Linked DNA regions of Homo sapiens: region 2 is linked to region 1. The links are chromatin loops, found by intact Hi-C in ENCODE. Cell type or tissue: Calu3. All regions are shown on one strand. Each heading gives the region's core, and the rest is flanking DNA. Links, peaks and the distances in the headings are about the cores only.

Evidence for each region. A loop is a pair of places that touch in the nucleus more often than their neighbours do. Peaks named below come from ENCODE experiments on the same cell type or tissue, not always from the same donor. Only the 100,000 strongest peaks of a DNase experiment are listed, where the experiment ranks them.
Region 2: a loop joins it to region 1, with 4 times the contacts of the local background. A loop is called at or near these places in 13 of 110 quality-filtered maps.

Annotation. Positions count from the first base shown.
Region 1 is chr11:77,022,283-77,033,189 of GRCh38, reverse strand. ACER3 (alkaline ceramidase 3) reads right to left here. Exons shown (of 11, transcript NM_018367.7): 11 at 6,393-10,907. The region is part of intron 1 of ACER3-AS1 (ACER antisense RNA 1); the gene reads left to right. Among named protein-coding and RNA genes, the nearest start is that of B3GNT6, 6.7 kb to the left of the region's middle. RefSeq lists a silencer at 8,201-8,250. In Calu3, for the core only: no CTCF peak of the experiment used is centred there; DNase peaks (open chromatin) are centred at 3,239 and 5,679.
Region 2 is chr11:76,804,997-76,815,903 of GRCh38, reverse strand. LOC124902720 (a long non-coding RNA gene) reads left to right here. Exons shown (of 3, transcript XR_007062789.1): 3 at 3,120-3,203. Among named protein-coding and RNA genes, the nearest start is that of TSKU, 27 kb to the right of the region's middle. RefSeq lists enhancers at 5,349-5,438, 8,360-8,409, 8,490-8,539. In Calu3, for the core only: CTCF peaks have their summits at 5,270, 5,475 (motif pointing left) and 8,332 (motif pointing left); DNase peaks (open chromatin) are centred at 5,503 and 8,293.

The sequences.
Region 1 (10,907 bases), core at 2,013-10,012:
GCATGAGCCACCATGCCCAATCTAATTTATTATTTATTTTGTCAAAGCATCTATGTCCAATAGAAAACATTTTATAGCAGTGGGTATATGAGCATGGGAAATTTAGGCAAGGCTACACTTAAATTGAGGCATACGCATTTAAAAACTGTTATATGTCGTTACCCTCTCAAGATTATAGGGTCAGAGTGTGTAAATTAGTGGGATCCCCAGGTATAATTATATTTTGACCCCCAATATTAAGTTCATGAATTTTTGACAATTAGTACATTTTCACAAATGTTAAGTTAGAACCTATGTTGTAGAGGCGCAAAAACCAATCAGTGCTGTTTTTAATCTTTTTGTTACACAACTTCTTTAGTATATAAATTAGGAATCTTGAATTTCCAATTAAATCAAATTGTGGAAAATATAGCATATATTCAGCTTGCCATATATATATATATGTATGTATGTATGTATATATATATATGTATGTATGTATGTATATATATATATGTATGTATGTATGTGTATATATATATATATATATATATATATATATATATATATGTATGTATGTATATTTATTTATTTATTTATTTGAGACGGAGTCTTGCTCTGTCACCCAGGCTGGAGTGCAGTGGCTTGATCTTGGCTCACTGCAACTTCCGCCTCCTGGGTTCAAGCCATTCTCCTGCCTCAGCCTCCTGAGTAGCTGGGATTACAAGCATGTACCACCACACCCAGCTAATATTTTTGTATTTTTAGCAGAGATGGGGTTTCTCCATGTTGGCCAGGCCAGTCTCAATCTCATGACCTCAGGTGATCCACCCACCTCAGCCTCCCAAAGTGTTGGGATTACAGGTGTGAGCCCCCACACCCAGCCTATTTATTATATTTATTTTAAAATATGTATATAATTTATTTACATACATTATTTTATATGTAGTTTATATTTAAATTATATACATTTATTTATATATAATTTATACATACCTTTTATTTTCCTCTGTATCTAGGGGTTTGTTCATAAATCAATAAGTAATCTAAGGCTAGCATTATGTTTCCTAGATTTGGTGTTTGCTCAGTACCTAAAGTTTAAAGTTCTAGGCTGGTCATGGTGGCTCACACCTATAATCCCAGCACTTTAGGAAGCTCAAGTGGGTGAATTGCTTGAGCCCAGTAGTTTGCAACCAGCCTGGGCAACATAGTAAAACCTCTTCTCTACCAAAAAAAAAAAAAAAAAAAAAAAAAATCAGTCAGGTGTTGTGATGCACACCTGCAGTCCCAGCTATTTGGGAGGCTGAGGTGGGAGGGTTGCTTGATTCTGGAAGATTGAGGCTGCAGTGAGCCACGATAGCACCACTGCACTCCGGCCTGGTCAACAGAGTTAAATAAATAAATAAATAAATAAATAAATAAATAAATAAGGTTTCTCTGCTTTTCTTGGAGTTGTAGCTGCCTAAAGCATTAGTCTCTCTTGTTTGATTTTTGTTGTTGTTGTTTTTGAGGCTTTTAGCCAGCAGAAGCTGTGGGTGTTAATTTCAGCCTCTGGTTGATAAGAGGAAGGAGGAAAGGGACCCACTGTCTCTAGGAAGGAGGCGCTCTCTGGGATGGCCCCGACTGCCAAATAACCAGTCCATTTTTTCTCCTTTTAAGTAAAAATTTTAGAATGGCTAGCATTTCTAGGTATCTAAATAGGAAGATCTCTCTCTCTCTCTCTCTTCTCTCTCTCTTTCTCAATGTTTGCCTGACAAACTCTTGGTGGTATCAAGTAGCCCCCTATTGTTTTGACCTTACAAATTGTTACTGGAAAAACTTTGGGAGTGACCTCCAGCATACTGGATTCACAGGCAGCTGCTTCTCTTTCCAGGGTGCCCTAATTGACATCTGAGGGGTCGGGATGGGGACCAGGAGCGACCACAGCAAGGAATGCAGCAAAGGAGGTGCTGGCGGCAGCAGCCCTGACTCTTGGGAGGCGCTGTGGGACTCCGGTGAAGTGACTCCACCAGCGGCTAGGGCTGGACAGTTAGATCCTTTCCCCTGTCTCCACTCACTGACACAGAGAGCCCAATGTCGGATCACCCCTTTCTGACTGTTACTCGGGAGGAATGCTGCTGTCCTAGAGCGTGATAGCTCATGTCTCTCAGTAGTGAGATGGAGGTAGAGCTACACTGTCCTGGCTGCCTCACTCTGGCTGGACACCAGGACTTCGTCATTTATAGCCGATACAGTCCTGACCACTACTAAGACCCCAGGTCACAGGGACAGCATGCCTGGCTCAAGGGGCAACACACCCCCAAAGAGTGGTCAACTGTTTAGGATCCTCGTAATCTCAGGAAGGGAGGCTGAGGTGGAAGGGAAACACACCTTCCTTGCCATGGAACCTGCTGGAGACAGTAGCTACCTTAACGGTAATAGAGAAACGTGAATAGTTTCATTCCAAACAGCATCCTCATAGCTTGGTGACTTAGTGGACATTCTGTGAGAATGTTCATCTCTCATCTCTCAGGCTCCTCGTCCCTCTTACTAATTTACCTGGGGGAGGTGCCTGGATGAGAAGAATGAAGGGGGAAAGAGGTGGGAGGAAGAGAGAGAGAAGGGGAGGGACCGAGTGCAGGTTTCTGATGGGGATGGTGAGATACAGCTAGAGGATTAGGAAAGCCCTAAGACTCACAGGCAACTTCATGGTGGGAGAAGGACTAAATAAGGAGCTGGGGGTACTAATTAAATCTGAGAACAAATGAGGGCAAGAGAGCAGCCCCAGGGAGGGACATGACCACTTTCCTCCCTGTCTGTGCCCCACTCATGAGAGTCCAGAGCAGGTGGACTGAATGACTAAATGAATTTTGTTAACTTTTCTTCAAGCCCCCTAAAAACTTATCTTTTCTCCTTGGCAGATACATCTTTCGGGAAATTTGGGAAAGATTTGAAGTGGAGAGAAAGTTAAATGGGGGTAAGATTATTGGAATAAAATGAACAGACTTTAAGACAAACAGCTCTGACCTCTCCAGGAGGTTTCTGGAATGGCCAGGGAGGAACTTAGTGAGACATATGTAGTGGGTGTGAGTGCCAAGGGTGGCTTTGGAAAGGTATGTGCTGTTCAGAGACGGAATTAACGCACTTCTGACGCCTTTTCAGCCTTCCCGTTTACAATGGGTGGGTGTTTTAATCAGCAGAAAAAGTCTCAGTCCAGTGCATGTTCTGCCACACCCTAGTCTGAAAAACAGGGGCGGGATAAGGCAGAAAAACCCATCTCCACCTCGAAGGCAAACAGGTTCTGTGAGCACAGGCCAGCACCTGATGACCAGGAAGGGGAGAAGGCCGGATAGTCCCTTGTTCCAGGTTGCACTGGTCAGTGAGAGAGGGAAGAGGGGTTGACTCCTCTCGTCTGTCCAGTTTTGAGGTACCCCTACAAGCCCAGGCCAAGCAATCTTATAGGAAAGATACCATTCAGAAACTGTTATGATTAGATTCATACTACACCGTGGTGCTAACCCCTAAGACAATCCTGCATTTAACAGATATAGAACCCAAAATTTAGTTGTGACTTGGCCACAACAACACAGCTTTTCAGTGGAGGACCAGGATCCTAAGCTAGGTCTTCAGATGCCCCAAAAGGAGATAACTTTTCTAACAGTAAGTACCCTCTCAGGGTTAATGCCAGTGGGCTCCAGCTTGGAGCCTGCTGTTTCAATGCAGTGTCTTGTGAGAGTTATTGCCTTCTACCCCTCAGCCATGTAGCTCTCTCTGCTGACAGCCACTGTGCCTCCAGCCCAGCCATGGACATCCAGACTTTGAGGAACTAGAACCCAGGCCTTCAAATAGGCTTCCTTTCCAAGTGTCTGGTGATTCTCTTTGGTTTGAGATGCTCTGTCTTTAAAAATTCCTCTACCTAATCCTTAAATGGTTTGGTTTCTAGGACTCAGTCTGAGACCCTCTAGGACTCAGTCTGAGACCCTCTTTTCTTCCCTGATCTCATCCATTTCCATTTCAATTAATATGTGTGTCCATGATTCTTTTTTTTTTTTTTTTTTTGAGATGGAGTCTTGCTCTGTTGCCCAAGCTGGAGTACAGTGGCATGATAGCTCACTGCAACCTCCACCTCTGGGGTTCAAGCGATTCTCCTTCCTCAGCCTCCCGAGTAGCTGGGATTATAGGCGCGTGCCACCATGCCTGGCTAATTTTTGTATTTTTTTTTTAGTAGAGACGGGGTTTCGCCATGTTGGTCAGGCTGGTCTCGAACTCCTGACCTCGTGATCCACCCACCTTGGCCTCTCAAAGTGCCGGGATTGCAGGCGTGAGCCACCGTGCCCGGACCCATCATTCTTAAATTTACATCTTCAGCCCAGATCTCTCAGCTGAGCTCCAGATCGACATTTATTATCTTTAAGCTCTCTGCCAGGATGTCTCACACAGTCTACAAACTCTGCAAATCCCAAGTGTACTCTATAATACCCTAAACCTTCTTCCCATGTACCTCTGATATATTGGAGTTCGTATCTCCACTGCCACTATCCACCATTCTTCCTCTATCTAGTATCCCTACATCCATACTGGCTCCCTTTAATCCATCCTCCATCTTTTCCAGAGCTTTCCAAATTCAAATTCTTTTTTTTTCTTTCAAAGGTGATGTTTCTATTGTCCAGGCTGGAGTGCAGTTGATTTAAGCTCACTGCAGCCTGGAACTCCTGGATTCAAGCGATCCTCCCACCTCAGCCTCCTGAGTAGCTGGAACTACAGGTGAGTGCCACCACACCTGGCTACTTAAATTTTTTTTGTAGAGATGGGGTCTCGTTGTGTTGCCCAGGCTGGTCTTGAACTCCTGGCCTCAAGCAGTCCTCCCACCTTGGTCTTCCAAAGTGTTGGGATTACAGGCATGAGCCACCGCACCAGGACAACCAAATTCAAATTTGTAAGATGGCTTTCAAAGCCCTATGTGATGTCATTCCAGTCCATCTCTCCAGAAACTCACCTCTGGCTCCCTGTGCTGTAAAGGGCCTTTCCCCTACTTTCCTTAATACCTCTCGTTCTTCAGTTCTTGGTGTAGATATTCATCTTCAGGGATGTCTTCCCTACTCCAGCTCCCTCGTATTCCCTCCGAGAACTCTCTATACCCTTCCTCATGACACTCATCCCAAATGTAATTGGCAAAATTACTTTTGAGACACTAAGTGCCATGAGGGCAGGTATCTGTCTTATTTTTCATTGTACTCCTAGCACCTAAAACAGACCTTCCAGTTTATTGAATGGATGGCACATAGTAGGGCTCAATAAATGGATCCCCCCATTTTCTGCTTTCTCATTTCCTTTGAGAATCAAGCCTTACTTTGGGACTAGGCCACCCTGTCAAGTGAGACAGGTCGTGTTTTCTCTGTCACCTAAGAAGACCCACTTGAGTTAGACTGCATTCCAGTCCAGGGCGAAAGAAAGAAAAAAAGAGCTGAAAAGGCCACCCCAGAACTGCACTAGAGAGAAGCCCAGAGTAAGTTCATAAAATTTGCTAAATCAAATGACAGATGCCTTTCTTAGGCGGGTGTGTACTGTTCAGGGTGAAATAAAGCCATCCAAACTCCTTTTCAGCCATTCCCTTCACAAAGCACAGCCCAAATGGCTTTGCACACTCATGTCTGTGTTTTGTCAGGTAAAGATTCCTGTTTCGCCTCTTGCTAGCATCCATCTGTTCATCCAGGCAAGGCTGCCCCACCCTGACACACAAAGGAGGGACTAGCTGAAGAATCAACCATATGGTCAGCAATGACTAAAACCACCCATTCCAGCAGGCTTGGCTAAGAAAGCTAATATTTGAAAAGCTGTGGTTTGAGGAACTAGGTGAGTTATGGGAAATTCTAATTTGTTTTATATCTTGTAGATGGTACTTCAGTTAAAAGTTATAAACCACAGACACACATGGCTTATGCAGGACCATTTTTTCTGTTCCTGATCTGTCCCTCTTCATTGTGTGAAGCTGGATGGTTCGTGTTTACTTCACAGCTCCTAAAGTTGAAGATACTGAGTATTTAAAGATATAAATGTTTAATTAAAAAATTATTAGCTTTTAACCTTGTAACATACTCAGGTTTGGAGTAGAAAGGTACTGCAGTACAGTGTTAGGAGCCCAGTGACAAAGAATTCCCAGGATAATGACTGGATGTCATTTCCATGAAGAGGCTTGCTGCTGGCCTATACTGCCAGCTTAAGCAAACTGGGAAAAGATGTGTCCTCTGAGATGTAACCCTATCTTTGGCAGGCTGAGCACAGGCTAGATTTCAGCCTCTCATTCACCCTCCTTCCTCTCTCAACTGGGTGCCTTTGTGTAGTACGTAAACTCTATAATTACACACGGTAGCCCTGCCTTTATATGAATGTATAGATTTTAAAAATATAAATCAGGGATGAAACACTACCAGTAGTCTTATTCAAAACAATATTATTTAATTTAATATTTTCACCTATGAGAGGTAATGAATGCAGAAATATAGTCTCCATTATAGCAGACAGGAAAAAATACATTATCCTACTATTTTCTAGAAAAATGATTGTGGCATTAGCAAATCAAATGGAAAAAGTGAATAAGCAGACTGAGATTACCTGAAAATAGTTAGTTGCTAGTAAGATTCAGTACAATGTATGTTTATTAAATAATCGCTACTAGAACAAACATCTGCGACAACTATGAAGTTAGGAAATGCTGTATTAGCTTGAACAGTTTATCTGTTGGTCACATTAATAAGTGACTCAGAAATATTACAAGTATGGAAAGGCATGATAGTGAACAATGCCACATGAGTCCATTAAGCAAAAATAGATAATGGCCCCTATATCTTAGAACAGACTCACTTATTCATTGGTATGAATAATTTAGCTCTAAAAAGAAAAATCCAAAAGAAGCGAAGACTAACTGTGGAAAGGACTTTGAACTTTTCCTTTTAGAAAGTTAAAAAAAAGAAAAAAAGTGTACATGACTACCACAGCTTGACAACTACCATGTGGCACATTTTATATGACATGAGAAAAAATGGTCAAAAGATCTCAACTTTCTGGAAGTCAACTCAAAAGCTGAGGGCAACTAGCATTTTTGGATTTTACAGTATAGAATGGAATTCCCTTTATATTGAAAACTAAATCATGGACCTTGCTCATAGTAATTTTTCTCAAAGGTTTAGGCACTTTGCAACAGGCTATTGCCAATCTAGAAAAACTGACGTGAAAAAATAATTAGGTCATGTAAATATTAAATACAAATCATGTGATTACATTCAAAGACATGAGATGTCTTAAATGAATAACATATTTTCATTCTGACAAGTGCACACTAGAATCACCTTGCAGAGAAGTGCAGTTGGGCAGTACCACTGTACTGTACCACTGTACCACTTGCTGACAGTCTAGAGCAGGGGAGACAAACTCCCAAGCCAGAGAGTAAACATTTTAGGCTTTGCAGGCTACATACAGTTTCTGTTGCATATTCTTCTTTCTCTAAACGTTTTTAAAATGTAAAAACCAGCTGGGCACGGTAGCTCACGCCTGTAATTCCAGGACTTTGGGAGGCCAAGGCAGGTGAATCACTTGAGGTCAGGAGTTCAAGACCAGCCTGGCCAACCCAGCTCTACTAAAAATACAAAAATCAGCCAGGCATGGTGGCATGGTGGCATGTGCCTGTAGTCCCAGCTACTCGGGAGGCTGAGGCAGGAGAATCGCTTGAACCTTGGGAGGCGGAGGTTGCAATGAGTTGAGATCCTGCCACTGCACTCCAGCGTGGGTGACAGAGAGAGACTCTGTCTCAAAAAAATAAATAAATATATATATATATATATAAAGAATAAAATAAAATAAAATAACCATTCTTACCTTGCAGGCCATACAACGCAGCCTGAATTTGGCCCATGGGTTGTAGTTTACCAACCCCTGATCTAGACCCCTTTGATATTATGACACATTTTTATCATTTTCTTTTAGGCACAGATGATCTCTGAATGAATGCTTATAGGGAACCATATGTATATGCTTAAAGATTTCTCTAATAAATATGGTTGCTGCAACTTTAGAGTTAATTCTGCAAATTCAATTTAAAAGTGATGATTACAGATCTGGCATTGCCAGATGTTTCAGAAGCTTTATGACAATTTTGTGAATATTTAAGTTACCAATGACTAAATTCAGTTCAAGTATCAACACTACATTTTTAAAGCAATGAAGCAGGTCTTGTAAGGGTTGAAAAGGAACTGTATGCAGAGCAGTGACCTGTGGCTGATGCTATACTGACTGATGGCTGCTGAGCTAGAGTAGGGGAATTTTAGGTCACTTGCAGCCTGTAACTGAATTTCTTGATTTGCATTTTAGGGTTTTCTATTTAAAAAAAAATTCTTGTGACCAGTCTTCTACACTAGCTGCCTTTGAAATCAGGTAGTAATTAGCTGAATTTAATGATAAAATGAAGACCTTGAGAAATAATATTTGTTATTTAAAGTACATGAAAATGGGTGGTCAGAACCTGCTTAGCTTTCCTCCAAAATGGCTGAATGTGTATCACAGCAATGGAAATGCTGTAGCTAACAAACGACTTAAGTTCTTGAATGATCTGTCTTCTCCTTAGCTGCTCTGCTGGCCTATCAGAGAAGACTGTGCCTTGGTGAAACTTGTTGTCCCTTACAGTTTCCACTTTTCTTTCAGCAATGTCAAGGTTTCATACTCAAGGCAAAAGTTTATACTCCAAAGTCAGAGTTTTATCTTCAGTTTGAATTTCACGTGTAGAAGTGTCCATATCTGGGTATATGAAGCTGACTGGGCTGATAATTTTGGAGAAATGGTGAAGTCCAGTGGAATGCTCCCAAGGACCTCAACAACACCAGCAGCTCCCCCATGTAGCAATTACGTAGTTAGATATTTTAACAAGTATTTCCTAATTCTTTTTTTTTTTTTTTTTTTTTTTTTTTTTGAGACAGGGTCTCACTCTGTTGCCCAGGCTGGCTGGAGTACAACAGTTAAAAGACAGTATTGAAAATTTCCAGTCAGCTGGGTCAAGATGACATGATTCCTTTTTTTTTTTTTTTTCATTTTGCAGCTCCTTCCATAAAGGGGTTTAACTACTTTAAATCAAATTTTAGTCTTTTTTTTTTTTTTTTTTTTTTTTTTTTGAGACAGAGTCTCGCTCTGTTGCCCAGGCTGGAGTGCAGTGGCACAATCTTGGCTCACTGCAAGCTCTGCCTCCCAGGTTCACGCCATTCTCCTGCCTCAGCCTCCCGAGTAGCTGGGACTACAGGCGCCCGCCACCATGCCCGACTAATTTTTTTGTATTTTTAGTAGAGACGGGGTTTCACTGTGTTAGCCAGGATGGTCTCGATCTCCTGACCTTGTGATCTGCTCACCTCGGCCTCCCAAAGTGCTGGGATTACAGGCATGAGCCACCGCGCCCGGCCCATTATTTTTAAATAGTTAGAACATAGTGAATAAGCTATAATTGTAGACACTGAAAAACAAGACAAAGTGATCAAACTAATTATAGCACTGACAGGATGCAAAATGGAAGACAGAGGTAGGTCTGCAAACAGCCACACAGGTGGAAATTCCAATTGTAAATGGTTCTCTTTGAAATACTCAGTTTTACATAAATGCTTATCCAGCAGCACGTCATAAACCACAGGGCCAAAACAATTTCTTGTCACGTAAACATGGCGTTGGTAGCTAAAACTCAAATTTAGCAACAAATAATTGTTTTCATAGGACTCATAAGATAACCTTAAATTGTTAGATGCTTTTAGGGCATTGGCTAATTCAGAATTGGCTGGTATTATAACAGAACTTAATTTTTGCAGGCATTTAAAGATTTTCATGCATTATGTACCTGAAGGTTTTGTCTCTTAATTTTCTTTGAACCACACCTCTTCTCCTTATTATAAGAAAAACCCTCTTAGGGTAAGGGAAGTCCAAATTAACTGTCCTGAAATTTTGCATTATATTTAAACCATAATATTTGATTTACTTCTGTCAAACAAAACACTACTATTTGGGTTCTCATTTGTAGATTATTTAAAAACATGTTTTTCCTGTTAATTATCAATGCATTTACTATCACAAGGATTAAAAAGATCACTTCAGGTGGTGGGGATGTTTCATGAAACACCATGGTGGGGAGTAGGTAGTGGGCAGGCAGAGTGACAATCAGCTTAACCTCCTTTCACCTAGCTGTTCTTTAGAAAAACAAAAATAAAAGTCAAATTGCTTTCAGTTTTCAAGAGTGAAAATGGAGGCACAAGAAGGATATTCAGATGTGCAAGCAAATTGCTTCTTTTACATCCTTATATTTTCTTTTCTTTTCTTTTTTTTTTTTTTTTTTTTTTTTGAGACGGAGTCTCGCTCTGCCACCATGCCCGGCCTCACAAAGTATTTTCTAAAATATAATTTGCTGTAGAGTTCACAGATGAGCACTTTTCACATTAGGTGATATGCAAACAAATCACTATTGGCTCAGCAGGAAACAGACTTTTTGTACACTCTAGTTAACATGAAGTTTTCCAATAAAACAAATGACAGCGGGAGGGGGTAGTGAGGAATTCAACTCTGTAATGTCCACCTAGAATCCAAGTAGGAAAAAAATAAAGCTATTGAAATAATTTAGTAATATCCTATAGGTCACCAGTGATTTCCATAAAATGCTGCACAGATACAAAGTCTTGAGTATGTTACTTAGTAGCTAAAAAGAGAGCCTTGTGTGAGGCACAGCTGACTTGGAACATTAAAGAGCCTGGCTTCCCTTTCTGCTTTCCATTCTCCCAACAGAAAAAAAGGTCTTCAAAGAATTGGCCAGTCTTACAGCTCACCTTGGGGTGTAGATGACTCTCCACTGTGGTGCTAGGCAATTTTATTGAACAGGTGGCCACTGGTGGTGATGGCTGAACCACTCATTAAACAAATTGCTCTAAATGGCC
Region 2 (10,907 bases), core at 1,916-9,915, 220 kb after region 1:
GTGTCTGTCTTATATGGTTGAGTAAGGACTGAAATATGCCTTGGTCTCCTGCAGTACCCTCAGGCTTATTAGGGTTGGGAAAAAACCCCACCCTGGTAAATTTGAGGTCAGACCAGTTCTCTGCTGTCAAACTCTGTTTTCTGTTGTTTAAGATGTTTATCAAGACAATACGTGCACAGCCGAACATAGACCCTTATCAGGAGTTCCTGATTTTGTCCTTGCTCTGTTTCCTCAGAAGCATGTGATCTTTGTTCTCCTTTGTGCCCTTTGAAGCATGTGATTTTTGTGACCTACTCCCTGTTCTTACACCCCCTCCCCTTTTGAAATCCCTAATAAAAACTTGCTGGTTTTGCGGCTCAGGTGGGCATCATGGTCCTACAGATATGTGATTCACCCCCAGCGGCCCAGCTGTAAAATTCCTCTCTTTGTACTCTTTCTCTTTATTTCTCAGACCAGCCAACACTTAGGGAAAATAGAAAGAACCTACATTGAAATACTGGGGGCGGGTTCCCCTGATATAAGAGCTTAAATATTTTGTCAGAAAAGTAGAAAGTGTAATGCCTTTTTAAAAATTTTATTTTATTTTTGAGATGGAGTCTCTCTCTGTCGCCAGGCTGGAGTGCAGTGGCATGATCCCGGTCACTGCAACCTCTCTCTGCCTCCCAGGTTCAAGTGATTCTCCTGTCTCAGCCTCTTGAGTAGCTGGGACTACAGGCATGAGCCACCACGCCTGGCTAATTTTGTATTTTTAGTAGAGATGAGCTTTCACCATATTGGTCAGGCTGGTCTTGAACTCCTGACCTCAGGTGATCCACCCTCCTCAGCCTCCCAAAGTGCTGGGATTACAGGCATAAGCCACAGCACCCGGCCATCCAATGCCTTTTATTTAGTTCATGTGACTTAAGTAATCTTTGGGAACAAAGACAGTTTTAAAGATTATTGGTAAAATAAAAATATCTTCAAAAATTGTAAACATTTGGCTTAAATTATGCAGGTCAGATACTAGGTTTGCTAAATACTTTAGGTCATAAACTGCTTCTTTGACTTTTAAAAATTGTTCAATTTATTTTGGAGCATTAGATTCTAGATAAGGCCTGGGGATGTGTGAAATTAGCCATGCCCCCTAGCTATGCAAAGAAGGTTATAAAGAAAAGATATTTTACATACGAAAGGATCTTATATGGTAAATTTTTGTCCTAAAGTAAAATAATTGGTTGTTTAAAAGAGGAATGTTTAGGACAAATCAGAAAGTCCAAGCATGTCATACATCGTCTGTGTATGTCATGAAAGAATTTATGAAAGAGAATTTATGCAAGAAATGTACTATTTAAAGGTGATTAGGCCACCTAAATGCTTCATAAAATGACACCATGACTCTTAATTGTACAACCTGCCTGCTTTACAGCTAGGTAAGACCTGGGACATGTGGAGTTAGACACTGGAAGAAGTCAGACTTTATTTGCACTTCTGTGTGGGTCCTAGGCTCCACACCTTGTACATAATTAAAATCCTAAACTTGGCCGGGCGCAGTGGCTGATGCCTGTAATCCCAGCACTTTGGGAGGCTGAGGCAGGTGGATCACGAGGTCAGGAGATTGAGACCATCCTGGCTAACATGATGAAACCTCGTCTCTACTAAAAATACAAAACATTAGCTGGGCGTCATGGCGGGTGCCTGTAGTCCCAGCTACTCAGGAGGCTGAGGCAGGAGAATGGCGTGAACCTGGCAGTCAGAGCCAAGATCATGCCACTGCATTCCAACCTGGGTGACAGAGCGAGACACTGTCCCAAAAAAAAAAAAAAAATCCTAAACTTACCAAGGTTTTCACTAAAAGTAAAGTTGCAAAGAGTTAACATTGTAACATGTAATCAAGACTACTGAAGAAACTGTTTTACATGCAAGGTGTGTAAGAAGAGTAAAATGTGTTATTGGTAAAAGATTATAAGAAGGCATGGGAATGTGGATTTTTTTTTTTTGCCAAGTGTTAAAGAATTGTTTTAAGTTAAGATAAATCTAAAGGTTTGAACAAGTTGTGGAAGGTTTTTAAAAAATAAATCTTATAAAAAATTCTGTGTGTGAAATATTAATATATGTTCCAAAATTGTATGGGATTTCCAAAATTCTAATATGTCTGAGTATATGCTATCAATCATAATTATGGTTATTATGTTAACTGATTGTAAACCACAGAAATAACTAAATTTCCTTGTATAAAGCTACTAATCCAAGTAGAACAAAAAATTAATTAAATACTAAGAAAATATTTTGTCAGATTTTCATGTTAAACCAGCTGATACTGAAATTGTTTAGATATACAATTTGAATGAACTCCATGGTCTAAGTCAAATTACTTATGATAACCCATCAGTTACCAGTGCTATTCAAATAATTTGAAGAAACAACTGGTATTCAAGAGGATATAAGTCTAATGTTAATTAAGCATGGACTCATGGAGAACCAGGATGACCACCTTGTCCTTCTTGAGTCCTTCAAGGTTTTATTATTAAAAGTTCTGCATTCCACAACTCATCATGGAAAAGATAAAATGATCCAAATTGAATATATTGGTGTGGTGACTTATACATTGCTAAAATAGTTTATAACCAATGTTTGGTCCCATATTTCTGGGAAAACAATCAAAGCTTCAGGTACATTTGGTCACCTGATGGGCCATTTAAACATTTTATAAAGGAATTTCTTTCAATTGTTATTTTCTTTTTTCTTTTTTTTTTTGGGGAGTCTCTCTCTGCCACCCAGACTGGAGTGCAGTGGCATGATCTCAGCTCACTGCAACCTCTGCCTCCCAGGCTCAAGGGATTCTCCTGCCTCAGCCTCCTGAGTAGCTGGGATTACAGGCACGTGCCACCACACCCAGCTAATTTTTGTATTTTTAGTAGAGATGGGGTTTCACCATGTTGGCCAGGCTGGTCTCGAACTCCTGGCCTCAAGTGACTGGCCCACCTCAGCCTCCCAAAGTGTAGGGATTACAGGCATGAGCCACTGCACCCTGCCTCAATTGTTATTTTCAATGCATGTTTTCTGGTTGTATAAAAGCTTTCCGATGCAAGAGGGCTGATGTTATAACAGTAGATTATTATGCTATGGTATATTTTCACCAGGTAAAGAAAGCTTTTTATGGTTTGGATCTTCTGAGAACATCAGAGAAAGACTGTCCTTGCCATCCACACTACAGCAAAATTTTGGGACCTTGAACTTTGGGTTTATAATCTCACAACTGAGAAGGGTCCCTCCACATTCTTGGAACTGTATATCCATTGGAATCCTTAAGGTAAAGCTAACTAGGGAAGTTTCTCCCCAGAATAAGATGGCATACTTGATGTGAACAGCTTTTCCCAGGATCATGAATCAAGACTTCTCAACTATCATGAGATCCTTATCTTTGAATATTTTTTTCCTTGCCTATGCCACTACGAATAATAGAAGTGGAAAAGGGGTCTGTTATGTGCACTTATGGGGTATACTTTTATTTGTGAAGGAGTTTGCAGCTAGTCTTATACATGGATAACCTTGTACTTTGATAGATAAAAGATGGAGGCCCAATGTAGGTGAGAAACCTTAATGGTACATACATTGCCTCACAATCAGTCAGAAACAGAACATTGGTTCACTCCTCTTAATGCACATCATAGGTTAAAGAGAACATTGTCAGGAGGCCTTCACTCTTCTAGAAGGGCATCATTAGTTAGGTCCTTTTCCATGGTTTGGAGTAAAATAAGCAATGATTAGAAATGTATCCCTCAAGATAGGCTCTATAGCAAATTCTACTGTAAAGGCTACAGTTACACAACAGACTTTAAGTTCTCTTGTGAAGGTTATGATCGAATTGGCTGAACAGAGAAGTATCTGTGAAGCTGCTGGCCCTCATGGCCTATGGAAAAAACATTGGGTATTATAGAGATTCAGTTGTAGCAGATTAACGAAGACCCTGCTTAGTTAAGTGAGTAGACTCTTTACGTAGCTCATTCTTTAATCTATTTAATTTTAGGAGGTTTGGTTTATGGGGACCCTGGGTAAGGAGCATACTCCAAACTCTTGGTATTATCCTCCCAATAGTCATGATAATAGTCTCCCTGGTGCACTGTATTCTCTCAGACATTTTAAATATTTGCATGCAGCCATCTCTAGAATGTCAGATGGTCTCTCTTCAACTGGAATGACAAGAGCTGAAAGAAATGTGTGACCATGAGGACACCATAACCTATGAATGATGTTCTGAGACTAGAAACCCAAAATGATGGTAACTGAGAGTGGTGCTAAGGCCGTAAGTTTTGGTCACGTTCTCACCTAGGTGAGAACGTGACCAAAAAGGGGTAATTTTTTTTAAACAAAATTATGGGAGGCCATTGTTTTGAACTGAGCTCATGCACTAGGCCCCAACAGACCAAACCAAACCAAAATGGAGTCGCTCATGTTAAGACTTTAAGGAAACACATAGATCCTAGAACAGATCACAGACCAGGTTTTGTTATTCTCCTGCAAATCTCTATAACAAACATTCCTGACAGCAAAGGTACCCAGCCCCTGAAGTTCCCATTAAATCTTTTAACCAAATTCATTTCCTCTTACTCAGAGACCATCAAGCTTCAGATGATCATGCAACATGGGTTCCAGCCAGTTCCAAGTGAAGAGACCACCCCCGGCCATCAAGGAACTATCCTCCCTCCACTAAACAGAGCAGGGCTAGCGTTCCATGATCCCCAATAGGTAGGGACTATGCCCTAAGCCAGCATAAAGTAGTTAAAGAAGAAAGACCATCCGTTCCTCTGCCTTCTATAAAGATTTATGGGGTCACATCTCTCAGGGGAGAAATAAGGCAGGAGAATATGGTCTGGAGGCAGGGAACCTAAGGCCAATTCATGCTGGACTTCCTAGAAGTGAATCAAATGGAAACACTTCAGCTATGACAGGGAATATCCTCTCCATTTACATAGGGCATACACCGAGTATCCAATGGAAACCTCTAGAGGGTATTTAGACCCCAGGAAATTCTGTAATGGGGCTCTTCAACCCCTATGCTTGGGCCACTCCCACCCTGTGTGGTGTGTACTTTTGTTTTCAATAAATCTCTGCTTTTGTTGCTTCATTCTTTTTCTTTGCTTTGTGCGTTTTGTCCAATTCTCTGTTCAAGATGCCAAGAACCTGCACACCCTCTACCAGTAACACTCCTGCCTCCTGGCCTCCTTCCTGGTGTCTTCCCAGTGACCCACTCTCACCAGGCCAAGGAGCAGGGACAGGGTTCTCCTTTCCTCTCTGTCCTCATTTTTACAGGGAGCGGAGAGCGGACAGTGTTAACAATGCAACTTCCTCACTAGGTTTTTGTGAAGATCAAACATATCTGGGACATCCAGTTGCTTTGAAACATTACATGCCATTCAGGTAGACAGGAATTACTCATTTTATGATTGTTACTTTTAGTTTCTTTTCCTCCATAATTTCTGGCTACACTTTGAATTAAATTGTTTTATCAGCGCCCCCTGCTGAGTGCCAATGAAATAATGACCCAATCCTAACTTGGGATGGATTAGACCTAACATGTAGCGGGCAGAGAAAGCCAAAGGACTGACACTAGCATCGCACCAGTACTGACCAGTCAAAACCGACACGGCGTCATGTCCTGGGATGTGCTCCCTGAACCCCAGCCTCAGGGAGCGGAGGAAGGAACCCCTCAGTGTGCCAGGCCCTGTGACGGGGGCTCCAGCTGATTACCTTGGTAACTCTTTCAGCAGGCTCTGAGCTTGTTAGAAATGGGTTGTAAACAGTGTTCATGTCCCACGCTTCTGTGACGCAGCTTGAACATGGTAGGAATGATTGAATTCAAGGTACCCCAGCTCTCTGCCACCCCAATTTGAGGAGCAAAATACCTTCCCTGCTGACCTACCTTTATGCCTGGGTGCCTCCACATAATCAATTTTTTTGTTTGTTTTTGAGACAGAGTCTCGTTCTGTTGCCCAGGCTGGAGTGCAGTGGCGCGATCTCGGCTTACTGCAAGCTCCGCCTCCCGGGTTCATGCCATTCTCCTGCCTCAGCCTCCCGAGTAGCTGGGACTACAGGCATCCACCACCACACCCGGCTAATTTTTTGTATTTTTAGTAGAGATGGGGTTTCACCGTGTTAGCCAGGATGGTCTTGATCTCCTGACCTTGTGATCTGCCCGCCTCAGCCTCCCAAAGTGCTGGGATTACAGGCGTGAGCCACCGCGCCCGGCCAATTTTTTTTATTTTTATTTTTTATTTTTTGAGATGGAGTCTCCCTCTGTCGCCCAGGCTGGAGTGCAGTGGTGTGATCTCAGCTCACTGCAGCCTCTCTCTGCCTCCTGGGTTCAAGCAATTCTCCTGCCTCAGTCTCCCAAATAGCTGGGATTACAGGCTTGCTATTTTTTTTTGTATTTTTTGTTCTTTTAGTAGAGATGGGGTTTCACCATGTTGGCCAGGCTGCTCTTGAATTCCCGATCTCAAGTGATCCACTGGCCTCGGTCTCCTAAAGTGCTGGGATTACAGGCATGAGCCACAGCACCTGGATGCATAGTCAAATACTTTTAGTTAAAGCTCTGAGGTCCGTGTTAAAAAGCCAAGAACTCAGGAGGGGAATATGCCATGCTCTCATCTGACGTGAGCAGTGGCCACGTGATGTTCTTGGTCTTACCCTGTGCTGAGCGGGCTCTGTGGGGATAGGGAGGAGGCCTGGACAGGAAGGTCAGAGGACCCAGGATTTAAACTGGCTGGGTGACCATGAGTGGGTTACCCAAGGAGGGGAAGAATGCAGACTTGAGCTCTTGGGAGCTTTCTCTGATGAGCTTTTGGATCCCAGGGCAGCTGTCCTTGGCCAAGAGAACAACCAAACAGTTGAGACAAGTCTCTGGTCTGGGCTGAAGCCTGCGTCAAAGTTGTTGGACTAGCACTCTGGGATTCCATTTCTGATTCTGTATGTCTAATCTTTTGCTTCCCATTCTCTGCATTGAGCAGTCTGTTTGTGGGCTCTGGAATCGACAGACTCGTTTTTAAAATGTAGAATCTGTCACTTATCGGCTATGGGACCTTGGGCAAATTACTTAACCTCCCTGAGCTTCCATTTTCTCCTCTGTAAAACAGCTTTATATATAGCGAGAATGAATAAGTCAATACACACAAAGTGTACATCTCAGCGCCTGGCACCGAATAACCTGTCATTTCATCGGCAAGTTTTATTTTTATTTTAAAACAGACCCAAATTCCTACATTTCTTCCTATCTCCACTGCTACCATCAAGTCACTCTCATCTCCTTCCTGGTTTATGGCAAGGACTTCCTAATGGATCTCTCTGCTTCTGCTCTGGCACTCACAGCCAGGGCAATCTTTGTAAAGTGTCCCCAGAGCCTGTGTCACCTCTGTCTAAAGGCCTCTAATTGGCTTCCTGCTGTGACTGGAGTAAAATCCGCAGCACTGACAGTGGTCTATCCAGCCAGCCTCGCTGCCCTCAATTCTCCCATCAAGCCCCGGCCAGCCTCGCGTCCTTCCTGAGTGTGCCAAGCTCACTCACTCCTTGAGGTCTTTGCACCGAGATTTCCTCCCTTGGAAAAGGTTCCTCAGGTCCCCGCAGGGTTGGCTTCCTCCCTTCTTTTAAGTCTCAGCTCAAACGTGAGAGTAGCACCCAACCGCGTTACCTCTGCCGGCACCCCCGTCACCTCTACTGTGCTCCAATTTGCCCTCTTTGTAGCATTCACCATCTCCTCACTTACTTAGATGCCCAGGCACCCATTTACTGTTGGCCCTCCCCGTAGATGACCACCTCCATGACAGCAGGGACCAAGGTGGTCTGTGGTCATGGCTCTTTCCCCAGTACTTGTCTTTGGGTCTGGACACAGGAGACCCTCTAAACTATTTATTGAATTTTATTTTACTTTTTAAAAAATATTTATTTATTTATTTTAGAGACAGGGTCTCACTATGTTGTCCGGGCTGGTCTCGAACTCCTGGACTAAAGCAATTCTCCCATCTCAGCCTCCAGAAGTTCTGGGATTACAGGCATGAGCCACCAGGCCCGGCCTGCTGAATAAACATTATTTTTTAAATTCTATAAAACACCAGGTTGAAAGTTCTTTTATCGGAGGGGAAGATGTGAAAGTGGAGTCCTTGGTGGCTGCTGAAAACCGCTGCTCATCAGACTTCTGCGTCTGAGCTTGCCCTTCGCTTTCCTCTTGTGGGGACCCCTCTAACCCCCGGCCTGTGTATAGAGCGACAAGCCCGGCACAGGGCAGGGAGAAAGGGAGCAATGGGCGGGCGGAGAAAGGAACGGGAGTGTCTAAGGCAGCGCCCTCTGGTGGGCACAAACTCCGTGACAAGTTGGAGACCTGCAACACACTCCGCCCGCAACTCCATTCTTGCAAGTTTTCACCTAGTTTGCCCCTCTTGTCAGATGGGAACTCAAGCTCGTGCCCTGCCTATGCAGTCACTTTTCACCTTGTATTGCAGTCATTCGACTCTCCCATGGGATGGAAAGCCACTGGGGCCAGGGCTGGCTCTAGTCCATCTCTGGATGCCCCATGGCTAGGACTGTGGTGTCTCTGCCAAACACATGGCTTTCACGTGTATGTGGGGACAAATCCTGCACGCTGAGACCCAGGGGCCTACTCCCTGGGCTGCCCTAATCCTTTGAGTCACTCAGCATGCTGTTGGCTTTGTCTCAGAGTTTTATTATTCTTGTCATCTCTCACCCCATCCCCTAGAGAAAGGGCTTCCCACCAAATGACTTAGCCTCCTGCCAGGGCTAAGCAGGCTCCTCCGGCAGGTCTACCAATCAAGTTATTATACGCAACCTTTTTTTCTTCTTTCTTTTCTTCCTTCTCTCTCTCTCTGTCCTTCCTTCCTTCCTTCCTTCCTTCCTTCCTTCCTTCATTCCTTCCCTCCTTCCCTCCCTTCCTTCCCTCCTTCCCTCCCTTCCCTCTCCTTTCCTTCCTTCCTTCCCACTCCTTCCTTAATTTCTTTCTTTCTTTCTTTTTCTTTCTTTTTTTTCTCCTTTCAACTCAAATCACTCTGTGGAGAGCAGGAAGCAGACATAATTTGGGACAGGGCCTCTGAGTGTAAGTCCCAGGCCCTGCCACCTACTGTCTGGACATCGTTTTCCTTGACTGTGAAATGGGCTGATTCTAAGCCCTGCCCTGCTGTCCTCACAGGAAGGCTGCACAGAGCAAATGAGGTGTGGTATGAAATGGAAGATCCATGTCAACTTTAAAGTGTGGCCCAAACCTGATTATGCAGTAAGATCATCTGGATTTGCTTGTTTTGAAAAACTGAAAACTAAGACTCCCTACCCTCTCCCCACACACGGGGAAGTTTTAAAAGTATGTGACATTGAAGTCAAATTCTGGAACATTTGGGAAAAAATGAGATTTCTGGGCCTTTCTGATGTTTGGTGAAGGCTTGTGCTTTGAGCCACGCTGCAGGCAGCATGGAGCTGGCCCCAGCCTCTTCCGTCTTCACAGGGCATCACAGGCCCTCCTGGCTGAAGGAGCCTCAGAATCTCCTAGGCTGATTCGTCTTATGGCTGGGGAAGGGAGCAGGCTCAGAGAGGTGGGACTCACCTCTCCACAGGCAGTGGGGCTGCGGCGGGCTGAGTGAGGCGGGGCACAGACTTAATGGCCAGCAAGAGTTGGAGCAGAAGTGGGTCCCGGCCAAGGAGCTGGAGAGGCAGAGGTGGAGCCTCACAGGGGACTCCTACCCTAGCCCAGCTCCAGGCCTGTCTGTGCACATACCTGCTGCCTGTGAGGAGGGGAAAAAGAGAGAGCAGGGAATGGGGGTTTCCCTTGCAGAGGAACTGGAACAAATGCTGGAAGTCTCAAGAGCTGGTTTCTTGGTGGTTTCTTCCACAAGCTTGCTGTGAAGCCTTGGAAAGGCCACTTACTCTCTCTGGTCCTTCATTTCACCATCAGTAAAACGGATATAACAGACCCATTTATTAATCCTACAGATATGAATCGACAACCAACTATGTGCTGGGCACCAGCCTAGGTGATATGGACCCTGTGGGGAGCAAGGCAGGAACAGTTCCTGCCTCTGGGGATGAGTGGAAGCTGGAAAAATAAACACAAAGTAAATATGATGAGCATCACTCTGAAGGCAAGACCAGGTACTGGGCTGGCACAGAGGAGGAACGTCTAACTTTGCCTGTCGTAGGATGAGGGGAGGTGGTTAGGGAGGGCTTCCCAGAAGAGGTGGCATGGCAGCTGAGGTAGGAGGGATGAGTGGGAGCTAATCAGGCTGGTGGGTGCGAGGACAGGGAAGCATTCATTCCTCCCCCTCTCCTCCTCTATCCTTGAGGTCACCCTTCTTTAGAACATGTTAGCAAAGGATGTCTGTGTAGTCACTTCTGAGGTCTGTTTAGAATCCAGACTCACTCCCACATGCCCAGCATGCACCCATTCTGTCCCCTCCCCACCAGCCTCACGTGTCTGAGCAGGATGTCGAATGTTACCGGTGGGTGGGGCAAGTCCAGGAATGACAGTGTTTGTGTCTGTGTGTGGGGAGAGTATTTAAAGCTTGCACTAAGTATGACTTTGCCCACAGTCTGCGGGAAGCGCCCAAAAGCTACACCTTTCCCAGGGTCCTCTGGGAGTGCTGGTCTGTCCCCTCCACCTCCTCCCCTCTGAGCAGCTTCCACCTGCCCCCACACAGTGACTGGCCTCATTTAGCCTCAGTTCCCCTCTTGGGAGTCCCTTGGTCCGATGGAAACAGGACAGTGAGCCTGGCGTGGTGGCTCATGCCTGTAATCCCAGCACTTTGGGAGGCTGAAGCGGGTGGATCACCTGAGGTCAGGAGTTCGAGACCAGCCTGGCCAACATGGTGAAACCCCCATCTCTACTAAAAATACAGAAATAGCCGGGTGTGGTGGCGGGTGCCTGTAATCTCAGCTAC